4 separate regions of the Mus musculus genome follow, and regions 2, 3 and 4 are each linked to region 1. The links are chromatin loops, found by intact Hi-C in ENCODE. Cell type or tissue: gastrocnemius. All regions are shown on one strand. Each heading gives the region's core, and the rest is flanking DNA. Links, peaks and the distances in the headings are about the cores only. Region 1 overlaps Cpne9 (copine family member IX). Region 2 overlaps Mtmr14 (myotubularin related protein 14). Region 3 overlaps Lhfpl4 (lipoma HMGIC fusion partner-like protein 4). Region 4 holds the start of Gt(ROSA)26Sor (gene trap ROSA 26, Philippe Soriano).

What was found. Peaks named below come from ENCODE experiments on the same cell type or tissue, not always from the same donor. Only the 100,000 strongest peaks of a DNase experiment are listed, where the experiment ranks them.
Region 2: a loop joins it to region 1, with 2.6 times the contacts of the local background. A loop is called at or near these places in 6 of 42 quality-filtered maps.
Region 3: a loop joins it to region 1, with 3 times the contacts of the local background. A loop is called at or near these places in 16 of 42 quality-filtered maps.
Region 4: it touches region 1 in a loop (2.4-fold over the local background); 8 of 42 quality-filtered maps call a loop at or near these places.

Annotation. Positions count from the first base shown.
Region 1 is chr6:113,300,952-113,304,821 of GRCm38, forward strand. Cpne9 (copine family member IX) reads left to right here. Exons shown (of 21, transcript NM_170673.3): 19 at 689-746; 20 at 1,098-1,171; 21 at 3,485-3,870. The coding sequence ends at 3,670. Among named protein-coding and RNA genes, the nearest start is that of Brpf1, 4.2 kb to the right of the region's middle. In gastrocnemius, for the core only: a CTCF peak has its summit at 1,494 (motif pointing left); no DNase peak of the experiment used is centred there; H3K4me3 peaks cover 433 bases; H3K27ac peaks cover 2,052 bases.
Region 2 is chr6:113,250,202-113,254,071 of GRCm38, forward strand. Mtmr14 (myotubularin related protein 14) reads left to right here. Exons shown (of 19, transcript NM_026849.2): 4 at 3,530-3,605. Among named protein-coding and RNA genes, the nearest start is that of Mtmr14, 14 kb to the left of the region's middle. In gastrocnemius, for the core only: a CTCF peak has its summit at 1,912 (motif pointing right); no DNase peak of the experiment used is centred there.
Region 3 is chr6:113,170,438-113,174,131 of GRCm38, forward strand. It overlaps Lhfpl4 (lipoma HMGIC fusion partner-like protein 4), which reads right to left. Exons shown (of 4, transcript NM_177763.3): 4 at 1-1,521. The coding sequence ends at 1,421. Among named protein-coding and RNA genes, the nearest start is that of Lhfpl4, 23 kb to the right of the region's middle. In gastrocnemius, for the core only: a CTCF peak has its summit at 2,330 (motif pointing right); a DNase peak (open chromatin) is centred at 2,334.
Region 4 is chr6:113,074,456-113,078,325 of GRCm38, forward strand. It overlaps Gt(ROSA)26Sor (gene trap ROSA 26, Philippe Soriano), which reads right to left and starts at 2,789. Exons shown (of 3, transcript NR_027010.1): 1 at 2,719-2,789. Setd5 (SET domain containing 5) reads left to right here and starts at 3,184. Exons shown (of 22, transcript NM_028385.1): 1 at 3,184-3,257. In gastrocnemius, for the core only: a CTCF peak has its summit at 1,652; DNase peaks (open chromatin) are centred at 2,089, 2,306 and 2,847; H3K4me3 peaks cover 2,500 bases; H3K27ac peaks cover 2,500 bases.

The sequences.
Region 1 (3,870 bases), core at 424-2,923:
TTTTTGTTGTGTTTTGTAACAGGGCCTTACTGTGTACTGGATGCCTATATGGCCCAGACTGGCCTGAATAGAGGCAATCTTTCTGCCTCAGCTTCCCAAGTGCTGGATCTATGGATGTAAGCCACCAGGACTGGCTATTTCTGTTTGTTAGTTTGTTGGCCTGAGACTAGCTATATAGATCAGGCTGCCCTTGAGCTCACTTTGATCCTCCTGCCTCTGCCTCCTGAGTCCTGGACGTATGGGAAGGATATGCCATGCCTAGGATGGGTATTTTGCTGTCATTAAGGTTTCCATGGTTCTGTTGTTTTTCCAGATGGACTTACACTGGAGCTCAGACTGGCCTAGAACTCATTCTTTAACCAGTGTTGGTCTGGGATTTGTGGTGATCCCCCTGCCTCAGCCTCATGAGTGCTAGGACTACAGATGTATGTTGCCACGTCTGGCAGGAAAACCTTTTTAAAATGATACTAGAAATATTTAAGGTCAGCTTGGGTTACAGAGGGAGACTTTTGTTTCAAACAAACAAGATAATGGCTTTATGTTTCACCAGAAGGCACCTGCTGTGCATAGAGATAGTCTGCAACTGATCCTGGCAGTGTATCTGGGCTCACTCAAGCATGTGATCCCCACAGACACCACAGGCACTGTCCTGTCACAGCCGCTTACTCCAGCCATTCCTCTCCCACAGGCCTCCTCACTGCCCATGTCTATCATTATTGTCGGGGTCGGACCTGCCATGTTTGAGGGTGAGTAGGGTAGGGTGTGTCCATGACTGGGACTGGGAACTGGAGCGAACAGGAAGGATCCAGCAGTCCCATGGACCCTCCTCACAGATAAAACAGACTGGCACCTTAGTGAAGTCACAGATGTTTCGTCTCCATAACCCTGGCTGCTGGAGTCAACTTTCCCCTGCTTTCTTAGGAGAATGGAACTTGCAGGAAGGAAAGCTAGTAAGGATAATGAGAGCAGTTACACACCACTGTGGAATGCGAGTGTCAGGTCTCCTTGTGAGGACCCTGATGGGATCTAATGAGGAAGGGGCAGGACGAGCTGGAGTTGGAGAGACAGCCAATGATGCCTGCCTGTCTTCTCTGCAGCAATGGAAGAGCTGGATGGTGATGATGTACGTGTATCCTCCAGGGGACGCTATGCAGAGCGGGACATCGTTCAGGTAGCCCTGGGAGTGGTGAAAGCAGAAAGAAACAGGGCTTCCTAGGAGCCATTCTCCTTGCTCCTTCCTAGTCACTACCTTTCTCCCCTCAAACATTCATAGAACAAGTTCCCTTTTAAAAAAACAAAACCAAAAACCTTGTTAGATAAAATAGTGGTAGGTAGCACAGAATGGCCTGGGACTTCCTCAGCCTCCGGGGTGCTGGAGTTACAATACTGCATCACTACACTGGCTTTGAACAGTTCTTTTGAGGGGTCAAGTGGGGTGCAGCTGTCCTGCAAGGTTGTATGATGTAGGAGGAGCAGGTCTCTGCCCTCTACTGGAGATGACCAATATTACAAAACTAGCAAATGCAGCTGTCAACAGCCAATCGTAGTGAGGGGAGGCTTCTATGAGGTTGTGCTTTTAACACTGAGTTGAAACCTGAAGAAGGTATCAACTTCACAAGCAGAGAAGGAGCATGTCGTGTAAGACCTGCCAGAGGCTCAGACCAGGCTGGCAGGATTGTCTGCCATAAATATCTTAGGTTTGACAATCAGAATGCGTTCTTACTTATGTATCCCTCCATGTATTTATTGTTTTGTTTCAGACAGAACCCCACTATTTAGGGAACTAGTAGCCCTGGCTAGTCTAGAATTCATGGTAATTCTACTGCTTCAGCCTCCTGAGTGCCAAAATGCCCAGATCAAACTACACTATAAATAGACTTCTCTGGGTGCTGCACTGTAGGTGCGGTGGCAGGGCCAGGGAAATGCCCAGAAATCCATTTAGCCAGCAGCAAAAGTGACTGGGGTATGTGAACACAAAGCAGTGGTCATGTTCAGAAGCAGCCAACTCAAAAGCTGTTTAAAGGCAGGGAGGCAGTTCAGTTGATAGAGTGCTTGTCTAGTATGCATGAGGTCCTGGGTTTGATCTTCACCATTGCGTAAAACAATGTGCCTGAAATCCCAGCACTCAGGAGGTGGAGGCAAAATGATAATAAGTTCCAGGTCAGGCCAGTGAGATGGGTGTGTGTGTGTGTGTGTGTGTGTGTGTGTGTGTGAAATGTACTTTGCTGAACAAACCTGATGATGTGAGTTAGATTCCTGGGGTCCCATGGTAGGTGAGAGCCCACTCTGCCCTCCTTATGTGCACCAGGGAACACTTATGCCTGCATTCACACATGCACTCTAAACAACATAGAATAACAACAAGAAATACCTTTGAATTCATGGCCAGTGTGAGGCCTTTATGAAACCCTGTCTAAACAAAGGAAAAATTGTTTAAGAGCTGTGCACAGAAGTGTGTGCAAGTGTGCATGTATATGTGTATATATGTGTGTATGTGTATATATGTATGTGTGTGTGTGCCTGTAATTCTTGCACTTGGAGGCTAAGGCAGGAGGACTGAGAGTCCCAGGCCAGCCTAGGCTATGTAATAAGATTATCTCAAAAGAGGAACACAAAAGAAGATACTTTAGATCCCTTTGCAGGATTTGATGACTTGTTAATACACTGATAAGGACTACTCTCAATTTTCTAGTGTGAAAGGTCCCACTGACTGGGTAAGGCGAAGCTAGAGGCAGAGATAGGTCCGGAAGACTTGGTATTCAATAGGTAAAGCTGGGTTTGGGGGATCTGTGATAACTGAAGGAAAACGTAGTTTTAGCAACTAAATGGGCAGTTCTGGGCCAGGGTTAGGTACAGTGGCTACAGCTCAAGCTGTTAGGAGGCTGAAACAGGGGGATCCCAACAGAATGAGACCCAAGGACAGAGGCAAACACGGGGCTCTGGAGGGTGCTTTTCCCTGCCCTCCCTTTATTAACCTCCTTTCTCTGGCAAACTGCTCTTCCCTCTCAATCCCAACGCCTCCCTCTCTTGCTCCCAAGTTCAACGCTCTCCTTCCCAGCACTCGAGTAGAAGGCAGATGGATCTCCCTGAAGGCCAGCTTGGTCTACATGATGAGTTCCATGATAGCCAGGGTTTCATAGAGAGACAGGGTGAAAGGGGGGCAGTTCAGGAAAACCCAGAGGAGTGGAGTTGACACGAAGGGAAGCTTCTAGAAAAGGAGGGGGGAAGAGTGTGGTGTCAGGAGTAGTGATGTGGTTCAGTGGTAGGCAGCTTGTCTTGCATATACAAGATCCTGCGTTCAATGTCCAACACCCGACACAAAGAATTGGATGCATTCAGAAGGATGACATTCAAGTACAGTGAAGCTAAAGAGACTCTCAGAAGAATAGTGATAGTTGGAAAGAAATGTTAGGGGTCAAAGATGAAACTTGAGTGCTACCTACTCCCTTGGCCGAAGCTCACCTTTCTTTCCTGTCTGTCCCAGTTTGTCCCATTCCGAGATTATGTTGACCGATCGGGGAACCAGGTGCTGAGCATGGCCCGACTGGCCAAGGATGTACTAGCTGAGATTCCTGAACAGTTGCTCTCCTATATGCGCACCAGGGACATCCAGCCTCGACCTCCTCCCCCTGCGAGCCCCAACCCAACCCCAGCCCCAGAACAGCCCTGAGGACTTCACATAGCCAATGCTTAGCAGTCTGCTTACCTGTCTACCCACTGCTGGAAGTTAAAGGCACCTGGAGCTCTGAACCTGACCAGGAGGGCCATCTAGGTTGATCAGTGCTGGCTGACAAGCTTTTTGCCCCCTGACTTCAGAAAGGCTTGGCATGATCACCACCTACCGCCTCATGACAACAATAAAGCTCATCT
Region 2 (3,870 bases), core at 463-2,962, 51 kb before region 1:
GCTAGATTGCCTAGGTCACATCCTGGCTCTTACTGCCTGTACATGGCCTCAGCTTATTTTGCAGAGTATATTAAATCAGGTAATATTCTGCTGTTTGTCCCTTCTCTGTCATGTGATTAGCCATGTACTTATTGAATGTGTACTTTGTCTCAGGACTTTGAGTATGTCATTCCTGTAAAGCGGACATAAGTCCCAACCCTTGCAGTTCTATGTTGAGTAGGTCTGTTAGGGTAGCTCTATAATGTGATCTCGCTTTACGTGTCTTAAAATATTTTGATTCAGAGTGGTTAAATAACCTGACCAGGTTTACACAGCAAGAAGATTCTGATTTGAGTCCGGCACGGCAGTGCACGAGTAGAGGCAGAAGGATCAAGGAGTTCAGAGTCACCCTTGTGTCTTATACGGAGAAATGAGAAATACTTTTGTCCTGACCTCTGATAGAGACTTGTAAATGCGTCCGTGTGGGGGTCACTGACATAATTTCAGCTCTGAGCTGAAGCAAAGACCTGAGTGGAGCTTTGTCATTTGGGAATACAAAGTGACTCCTGATTATTTATTTTTGAAAAACAGGGTTTTGCTCAGTAGCCCAGGCTGTCCTTAAACTCATAGCCGCCTTCTCTGCCTACCCGACCTCCAAGTCTGGGATATTCCTAAAGCTTCCATCAGAGTTCACTCCCACTTCAGGGTCGTTTTAAGCCTCGTGCCTTAGGAGTGTGGCAGGTTGGAACTCCTTAACAGATAAGACTTTCCAGACCGACTCTAGCAATGGATTGTGAAATCCTAGCAGATTTCCTCTGCTCACCAGGTCTCTGGAGCAAGGAGGAAGGAAAGTAAAAGCAGCCCTCTTACCTCAGCCTAAGTGCTGGGAGGACTGCAGGCCTGAGCCCCAAGCTTGGCATTTATTTAATGTGTGTGCATGTGTTGGGTGGCATTTCTCAGTCCCCTTTCCCTTCTTTTCTGAGACAGTTTGTAGATTAGAACATTCTGTGCTGCTCTTGGCCTGTCAGCTCTAGACATGTGCAGTTTCTGCCTCGTAGCGCTAGGAGTGTATGTAGACCTGCACAGCCACACCTGGCTTCTTCTGAGGGTGCTGGGGACCCAAAAAGTTCTCATACTTGCACAACACATACTTTACCAACTAATTTTATTTTACTTTGAGACAGGATCCTTTTTTTTTGGTTTTTGGAGACAGGGTTTGTCTGTGTAACCCTGGCTGTCCTGGAACTCACTTTGTAGACCTCAGAAATCCGCCTGCCTCTGCCTCCCAAGTGCTGGGATTAAAGGCGTGCATCACCACGCCCAGCTTTGAGACAGAATCTTACTTTGTAGCTCTGATTGATCTTAATACCATCGTCCAGTGTCCAGTTCCAAATGTGGAGATTCCCAAAGATTTAAAGCCTGTGCTGCCACACCAACAGTTGACAGTTTCTGCTGATTTATGGATGCTTTTAGACCCAGAAAAGGTTAGATAGCCCCCACCATAGTGCGTTGTGCTTAGACCACAGGAAGTTCAGCTAGCCCTTCTCCATGGGCTTCTGGACAGATTGTGAGTATGCTCTTTGGGAAGCAGCCACCCTGGAGCAGTAGTGGTCCCTGACAGGGTCCTGGGGACTAAGGTGCTGTCTGGAGCTCAAACTCAGGAGAACAGATGTGCAAACAGGCCACATTTCCAAGAACCCCTAGCCAGTTCCAGGTGATACCCAGCTGCTTATATTTTGCCTGCTCTAACATCCAACAGGAGCTAGACAGTTGGCCTAGTGGTTCCCTCCACCCATTTCATTTAGAGCCATCTTTACCTCTGTTACCTTGTGGGATGATGAGGACCCTACAGTAGATGGTCTTTTGTTTTTCAGAAACCTATTTATTTTTTAAAGGTTTATTTAATGTATTGAGTGCTCTGTTTGCATGTATACTTTTGTGCCAGAAGAGGGCACCAGATCCCATTAAAGGTGGTTGTGAGTCACTGTGTGGTTGCTGGGGATTGAACTCAGGACCTCTAGAAGAGCAGACAGTGCTCTTAACTGCTGAGCCATCTCTCCAGCCCAGAAACCCACTTAACACTGCAGATTGCAGGACCAACTCAGAAATGAACTTCAACTGGTCTGTCACCTTACATCTTCCGTTTGTCTTAGTGCAGTGGTATAGATCTCCCAGCCTGTGGTCAAACTAGATTGACTTGTTTCCTTTCCCATTCCCCTGACAGACTACTGGATTTCAACAAACTATTTAAATTGAGTTATGAAAGTTTATAGGCCAGCAAATGGCTCACTGGGTACAGGAAGGTGTCCACTGTACAAGACTGGCTACCTGAGTTTGAACTCAGAATTCACATAAAGGTGGGCGGAGGGAATGAAGCAAACTTGTCTTGCTACACACTGACCCACAAACATACATATCATGCAGGCATACACAGGCAGTCTTCTTAAACATACTGTTGCCTAGCTTGAAGAATTCCAGCTCTCAAAGTGATTCCTGCCATGAGGAAAAATGAAAATAATAAGGAAGGTGGGGGTTTAGTTTAGTTGTAGAGCACTGTCCTGGCAGGCTTCCGTCTCCTACAGACCCTGTTTAAAGAAAGAAAAAAGGCAGCCAAGTAATAGCTACTATTTTTCCTTGAAAATTATGGGTTTTATTTATCTTTTGGTTTTTGGGTTTGTGTTTTTTTGTTTGTTTGTTTTTTGTCTTAGAACTTGTTATGTAGTCCATAAACTTTGACCTCGTAGAGAAGTGTGTGTGTGTGAGTGTGAGAGAGAGTCTCATGGAGCCACAGCTGGCCTCATACAGACCCACTATGTAGCTGTGGCTGGTCTTGAACTTCCGATGCCCCTGTTGAAATTACAGCCACATATCATGACTGCTTCAATAATTTCTTTTTAAATATTAAGATCCCAACTGAGCAGTGGTGGTGCTTGCCTTTAATCTCAGCACTTGAGAGCAAAGGCAGGCAGATTTGTGAGCTCCAGGACAGCCAGGGATATACAGAGAAACCCTGTCTCGAAAAAAAACAAACCAAAACAAAAACCCAAAAACAAAATCCCAAGTATTTCTCTCTTGTTTCTTTCAGTATAAAAGTTGCCCTCTATGCTAAAAAGTTTCAAATAATAGGTAACAAGGCCTTGGAGGTATGTGAGCTTGGGCCAATTCCCAACCAGCCCCACATTCTGTGACTCTTTACATCCCTTAACCTCCCTGAGCCAGTTTTTCGTTTCTTCATTTGTGAAGTAGCTGTCTTCTCTACTGCCTGCCGTGCTTGCCTCACGGCCATGTGAGTTGAAGGAGGAGTCACCTGACAGTGCTGAGCCTGGTACCTGCATACATGGGCATCCTCCAAACCTTATCTCGTCACTGATGTAACACTGCTGCCTTGAATTTAGGGTGACCCCTTTGGTAGAGTCTGTAGACAGATAAGTTCTAAGCAGACTTGAGACTGACTGGGGTGGTCTCTATGCTGGTAAGAAGCACCAGGCATTCCTTAAGCTCTGCATGCTTGAGAAGTCACCTGATCCTGACGTTGCTGTTTGTCTCCCAGCATATTTGCAGGTCGGCCACACTGGCTGGATGGGGAGAGCTATATGGACGCTCGGGATACAACTATTTATTCTCAGGTGAATATTGAACAGCCTTTTATGGGTCTAAGAATGGAAAACCTGGTCAGAGGGATTAGTCCTGCCTCAGCCACAGTGGTGTGAGGGAAGGTGTAATGAAGCAGGGTAGAGGCCAGCACACCCCAGAGCAGGAACTAGGGATTCGCTTCCGAGACAAAGCGGACTGCCACACACAGGTGGGCGTGTGGCCCTAATGGAGACTTGAGGGCTGAACCTGGGGAAGTACAGGTTGGCCTAGCAACGATGCCCCCAGCTGCAGTGCTGA
Region 3 (3,694 bases), core at 1,195-3,694, 130 kb before region 1:
CAACAACAAAAAACCACCTGGAATCTCCCTCGTTTTTCTCTCTGCTAAGGGGGAGGGAGGGGCCCCCCACTGCAGGAGAAGAGAGATCTTCTCATCTGCCCTTTCCTAACACACGCACACACACACACACACACACACACACACACACGCACACACAAACACACACATACATACATACATGCACACACATACACACGCACACACACACACACACACACATACACACATACACACACGCACACACACACAAACACACACATACACACATACACGCACACACATACTCACGCATACACACGCATACACACACATACACACACATACACGCACACACTCATGCACACACACCTACCTCAGCTCCAAGCACTGCCCATGAGGTTGCAGACCCTGGGCTTATCGCAAGGCGAGAAGTGGGCAAAGAGGAGAAAGAGGCAGGGACAGGGTAACAGGGCCTGGGGTGGGGACAAGGGTACCCTGTTCAGAGGTGACCTGCAAGTTCAAGTTAGGCAGAAAAGTATCAAAGACGCAAGACAGTCTCTGCCCTTGGCAGATGTCCAGGGTGTAGGAAGCATGAGAAGGAGAGGGGTAACCCCTAAGTCCCCACCTCTGTGCCCCCTCTCCACAGCCACCAACCCTGACAATGGGCCTGAGAAGTCTATGCTGTACAAAACAGGCCAGGCTCGAGGGGCCAGTCACCAGTGAGATATCCCAGTAGGGAAGAGGCCAGGCCAGCCTCAGGCTGGAACTAGCTTCCTCCTCCCACAGCCTCCAGAGCCCGTGTCTCCCCCTCAGACTCTGAGGTGATGAAGGACTACCAGCAGCAGGAAGGAAGACCCTATCCTTTCCCCCTCAGCACGGCTCAGATTCTTTTGAGAGCTGGGTGCAGGCTTGAATGAGGGAGGCAGAGGAGGCCCCGTTGGGGGGCTGGTGGCACCTGGAGCTTTGTGGCAGATGTGGTGGGACCATCATCAGCGAATAAAAATAAAGTAGGAAAGAGTCTGGCCCTCCTGGGGCAGTGTGTTGAGTAAGTCTCTTTAGGCGATCAGGACCGGCAGGCAAGGACGCAGCAGGCAGCCCTGCACACTGAAGGGGTCCAAGGAGATTGCGCGGCAGAGCGTCCTTTCCCTGGGGATCCCCAGGGACCTCCAGCTAGTCTACACAGGAGAGAAGGAAACCGAGGGACCAAAGAGGGAGGCCCAGGCTCCACTAGGTCCAATGGAGGCGGGGCCAGACTCAGGATCTCAAGGGCTCTGCCTTCTTGCCAGGCTGCCACCTAGCCCCTGCCTCTCTTCAGAGCCCGGAGGAGGTCCGTGTGCAGCCAGTTCAAGATTTGGGTCTGGAGCTTGAACGCAGGAATGAGAGGGCAGCAGACGGGATATGCTGAGGTCAGGCCAACTCCTGGGCTATAAAATCCCGGCTTTCAGGGTCCCTGTGTGTGAGCAACAGGGCATGGTAGGACTCCCCAGCCAGACACATCACCTCCTGGCCGCAGCACGGAACTTACTGTAGTGCCCACGAAATCTGTGGGAGGAAGGGAGGGGAGGGGAGAAAGAGAGAGGGGGAAGGGGAGGGAGAGGAAGAGGGAGAATGTTAGAGCCTGTGAGGTCCCAGCTGCCCCCTCAGCCACTCCCCAAGACACAAATGGCCAGAAGTGACTAGAACCAAGTCCTTGAATGACAGGTCAGCCTTAAGCACACCATGTAACCCATTAGCTGTCATGTGTGAAATAAAGACCCTCTCCCACTCCACAGGGCCATTCTGAAAGGTCATAGCAAATGCCTTTGACTTGGAACTGGCCTACAGTGTCCACCTCCATGAAGCAGTTAAGGATGCAGATGGGTGGAGCTCCCCACATCACTGGTGTGGGGAGTTTTATTGGGCAGGAAGGGGTTGTTTTTAACTCTCTTGTATCCTAGGCTGGCTTTGAATTTACAAGGTAGCAGAGGCTAGCCTTGATCTGATTCTCCTGCCTATGCCTTCAGAGTACGAAGCTTACAGGTATACACTACCATGACTGGCCTCCCATATCATTTTAACAATGAGCTGTAGCTGGGAAAGTTGGCTCCCATCTTAATCTTAACTCTTAACAGGAGGCTGAGTGAAGCATAAGGCTTGCCACAGGTATGGGGGCAACCTGGGCTACACAGTAAGTTCCAGTGTATCCTAGTCTACAAAGCAGAGCCATGTCTTTCAAGTAAATGAACTTGTGAGGGAGCCATGTGGGAACAGGAGAGAGACACTGAATGGACCCATCCACTGAGAGGTTCATCCATCCATTGCCAGGGTAGCATCAGAGAATCCACATAGGCTTAGCCTTGCACTTCTGGAAGTTGCCACCAGGGGGTAGGTCCTGACCTCAAACCAAGACCAAAGAACCTACATGATGGGAGGGATCTGTCAGAGCTTTTAAGGTCAGATTAGCAGAGAAATGTCCCAGGAAGCTAATAAAAGGGGACAGAAAACCTCTAGCCTGGCTGAGCTGTAAGATAAGTAGCGTGTTGTAGAACCTTGGCCTCACTGAGCTCTAAGATAGGTAGTGTGTTGTCGGACCTTGGTTCTGGACTCGAACCTGCGTTCAAGCCCTGACTTCACTACTTAGATGACTTGGAGCAAGCTCTCCCTCTGTGTGCACACCATCCCCTGCCCCACCCTTGTTCTCACCTGTAACCCGGTGTTCATAATGCCTGCCTGCAGAGGCCTGTTAGAGCTGACCGCTTTGAGCATCCCCCAAGTACTAGACCCTGCTAGCCGCTTTGCATACAGAAACTTTCCCCTCAACCTGACAGTCCTGGGAGACGGATCTGTTCTCATCACCCTGGTTTTATGAAGTATGGGAAACTGAAACTCGAGGGCAAGTAATTCCTAGGCTTAACCCGCTTCTACTCTAGTCTGTGCTCACCATTCAAGAAGACTTTAAGCACAACACTGAGGTCTCCTGCTAGATGAGTAGACACGCAGCTGTGTATGTTATCATTTAAGCTCATTGTATGGTGAGCAGAGACCGTAAGAAATGACTGTAAGGAGTGGACAAGCTAAGCATAGGTTGAACCGCGGGAACCACTGCTCTGAGACTCAGTCTAAGGACCGTGTGCCCATACACACAAGCATCCACCACAATGCCTCTCTCAGAACTGGGGGTAGGCTGACATTAGGGTCAGAAGACTCTGCTTGACCTCAGCCCTTTGGAGGCTATCTGGCACTGTTATTATATTTTATTTCTGAAGACCCCAAGGGAAAAAACTTGTGAATGTGTGTGTGGAGGTAGAAGAAAGATATTCACTGTAGTGTCATCAGGAAACCTCAGACCTTCCCTAATAGAAGAAGAATAAAATAAACCACCATTCAACCCGTGCGATGACGTGTGTGGGTACCAATCCGCTTAAAAGCAGTTACCTCTGAGAGTCTGGCTTTCTGTGTAAATTGTTTCCTGTTGTTTTGAGACAGGATCTTGATATGTGGCTCAGGCTGACCTTGAGATCATAATTCTCCAATGCCAGCCACAAGAGAACAGGGGTTATGCAGGTATGCATGACTGAAATTGTTTGTTTTTCTTTTTAATTAAATGAAATTTATTATTCATGTCTGTGGAAGACATGTGAGGTTGTGTGAGATCAGAGTACAGCCTGGGGGTCGGTTCTCTCCTTCCACAACGGGGTCTAGGCTTCAAACTCAATTATCAGGGTTTCATAACAAG
Region 4 (3,870 bases), core at 419-2,918, 230 kb before region 1:
AGTGCTTAAAGAGTAATTTGATTATTGGCTACCATATTGGAACAAACACAAAGTATTTCATTACTTCAGTAAATTCTACTGGAGACAGTATTCTCTTTAAAAAAAAAAAAAAGAAGAAGAAGGAGGATTTATTTATTTAATGTGAATACACTTGTGGTCTTCAGACACACCAGAAGAGGGCATCAGATCCCATTACAGATGGTTGTGAGCCACCATGTGGTTGCTGGGAATTGAACTCAGGACTTCTGGAAGAGCAGTCTGTGCTCTTGAACTCCGAGCCACCTCTCCAGCCCCTGGATAGTATTATTATAGAGCACAAGCACACACAACACAACAACCTAAAAACCAAGCTTCACAAATACATTTGTTGCTTAATCATTTTACTTGTGTTTGGCTACAAGTCAAGCAAAATTATAGGTCCTGAAGAAGCTTGGCAAAATCACATTTAGACCAGCAATAACGTGTAGAATGCCATGAGTCAAGCCAGTCCAAGAGAAAGCACTGCTTAAATAGAAAAAATACAAGCTCACAAGACCTTAGGTCAGGAAAGACAACAAACACCTGAACTTTGCATTCCAAAAGGAACCACCTTTTACAGATGTGTACAATGACAAAATTTTAGTAAGCAGTAATCAATACCATGTGGCTCAATAATGAAATATACCTTTTAATGTCTTAAAATATCAGCCTGGCAATATGTAAGATACATCAGGTAATATTGGGGGAGGAGACATCCACCTGGAAACCATTAATGGTTAATAGCTCAGTTTATAAATGGAGAAAAAGGAGAGAGGCATTCATGGGAGTGGAAAGTTAAGCTTTAGGTTGGATTCTCAATACATCTATTGTTGTAAAACTCCCTGGACTGAGAATAGGCCCAAATGTGGAACACCACCTGACGGGAGAGGTGATAGACACTGAAAATTAAGGATCAAGGCAAAGGATCAACAAAAAGTGTACTAAGGAGTTATAAAAGAACTGCAGTGTTGAGGCCCCAGCTACAGCCTCGATTTGTGGTGTATGTAACTAATCTGTCTGGTTTCATGAGTCATCAGACTTCTAAGATCAGGAAAGGGAAAATGCCAATGCTCTGTCTAGGGGTTGGATAAGCCAGTATAATAAATGAAAATGGGGCTAAAATGAGTGTTCTAAAATACCTTTTGATAAGGCTGCAGAAGGAGCGGGAGAAATGGATATGAAGTACTGGGCTCTTTAAAAATGATTAAAATTCTGCTTACATAGTCTAACTCGCGACACTGTAATTTCATACTGTAGTAAGGATCTCAAGCAGGAGAGTATAAAACTCGGGTGAGCATGTCTTTAATCTACCTCGATGGAAAATACTCCGAGGCGGATCACAAGCAATAATAACCTGTAGTTTTGCTGCATAAAACCCCAGATGACTACCTATCCTCCCATTTTCCTTATTTGCCCCTATTAAAAAACTTCCCGACAAAACCGAAAATCTGTGGGAAGTCTTGTCCCTCCAATTTTACACCTGTTCAATTCCCCTGCAGGACAACGCCCACACACCAGGTTAGCCTTTAAGCCTGCCCAGAAGACTCCCGCCCATCTTCTAGAAAGACTGGAGTTGCAGATCACGAGGGAAGAGGGGGAAGGGATTCTCCCAGGCCCAGGGCGGTCCTCAGAAGCCAGGAGGCAGCAGAGAACTCCCAGAAAGGTATTGCAACACTCCCCTCCCCCCTCCGGAGAAGGGTGCGGCCTTCTCCCCGCCTACTCCACTGCAGCTCCCTTACTGATAACAACTCAGAGCGACTTTGGGAGAGCAAGTGCTTCCTGCCTCCAAAACAGCCCAACTGAGCCCTCGCTCCTTCCCTCCACTCCCCGGAGTGCGCGATGGAGGTCTGGCTCAGCACGCCCCTCTTGAGGCAACTCAAGTCGGAAACGTGCTTGCACCCGCCCCGCAGCCGCTCAGCCCTACTGCCCGTCCCCGCCCCCAGCGCGCGCTTCCTGCCACGTTGCGCAGGGGCGCGCGGCCAGACTCTGCGGCGCGGGGCCGAGGGGAGGGCCGGAACCTGGGAGCGCCTCCTCGCCGCCCCCGCTGGCCGGCGGATGGACTCAACTTGCACGAACACGAGCCAATGGCAAGGGCCAGTTTTCTGGGCCCCGAGAGCCAATCAGACGACGAGGCCCGGCCGGCGGCGGGTAAAACGACTCCCCCAGAGGAAGGGGAGGGTGGGCGGCCGCTCGCGCGCGAGCTACTTTCGCTGACCCTCCCTCCCCTCCCCCGCCCCGCCAGAGGCCGACCGCGCCCGCACGTCCAGCTCGCCTCACCCCACCTACCTCCCGCCCCACCCAGTGGGCAGAGCGAGGCTGCCGGCGGCTGCGCACTCCGGCTGCCGTTAACTGACAGGCGCCTTACGCCAACCAAAACACGCCATTTGTGTTTTCACACACGGCGGGAGGAAAAGAAGCCAATCAGCGACGAGACGTCGGCCGGAAGCGCTCCTCCGCTGCCCCCCCCCCCCCGAGCCATGGCCGCGTCCGGTGGAGACTTTTCCGCTCCCTTCTCCCTCCCCCTCCGGTTGCTGCAGGGCGGACCGCATTCCTGCCCACCACCCGCTTGCCCCTTCCAGCGTCACGACTCGTACCCGGCTGTCTCACAGAACGGCTCCACCACGCTCGGAGGGCCTGCCGCGGCCGCCCATCCCCGCAAACGCACCAAGCCGCCCTCCCGCCAGAGTCCCGATCCCCTACCTAGCCGAGGCTCTCTGAGGAGCCGGAGCCCCAAAGCACAGCCTCTTCTTTAGGCGGCCCCGGCAGCCTCCGCTGATTGGCGGCGCACCGGCCAATAAGTGTGGGGCGGTGGGCGGAGAGGCCAATGGCGCGGCGGGAGGGGGCGTGTCCCGCGTGCCCCTGGCGCCGGCACTGGGAATCCCCGTGCGGTCAGTGGCGTTTCCGCTCGGGCAGCGGGCTGAGTGAGCTGCCGCCGCTGCCGCCGCTGCCGCCGCCGGGGGAGGGGCGGCCGCCGCCCGCCTGCGCTCAGAGACTCACGCAGCCCTAGTCCCGCCAGTCCGCCAACACAGTAGTGCCGGCCCCCTCCGCCCCTGGCCCTCCCCCTCCCCGCCTCGGGCTCGCTCCGCCTTTTCTGCCCCCCACCCCCACCTCACGGGTACGGGCCATTCCCGGCCAGGAAACGCCGTGGCGCCGCGTTGGGCCTAACTCGAGTCTCGCTGCCTCCCGGGAGTGCCGTGCGCCGCAGCCCGGGCCCAGGCCCCGGCAGCGCCTGGGTCAAGGTAAGGGTCCAACAGAAAAGAGACACCGAACCACACGACCGGGCCCCGGGGGAAAGAAGGGTCACCTCAGTCTCCCTGCGTTCCCTCTCCTCGGGGTCGTGGGCCTGGGCCTCCCCAGCCTGGTAGCAGGAAGATGCTTGCCCTTTTCGTCTTCTCAGCTACCTTTACACACCATTGCACCGCTCTTGCCCAGAGAGAAAGGCTCTCCTTCATCTAGTCGACCCCACTACCTTTTTAATGTCTTCCCTGGGTCAGGACTCTTCCCCTCCCCCTACTCTGGTCTCCCCTTTTTGCCTGGGTATTGCCTACTCCACGTTTATACCCTTTTCAGGAGAGGCCTCCCAACCCTGCTCTCAAAATACACATACTTTTTTTTCTGTCCCTGAGCCCCCCACCTCCCCTGTTCTTGCGGCCTTGTGACAACTCTGGTCGCTCGTGGGGGCCCAGTCCTCCCCTCCATAATCTTCCTGAACGCCTCTCCTCTGGTTTTCCAGTTCCTATCTCAGATGGCTGCTGCTTTTCCCACACCAAAGACATTACCTTCGCCACCCCCACCTCACATTCTTGGACTCCCTGTGGCGTATGCCCCAGTATCCTTGCGATATCCCTGTTG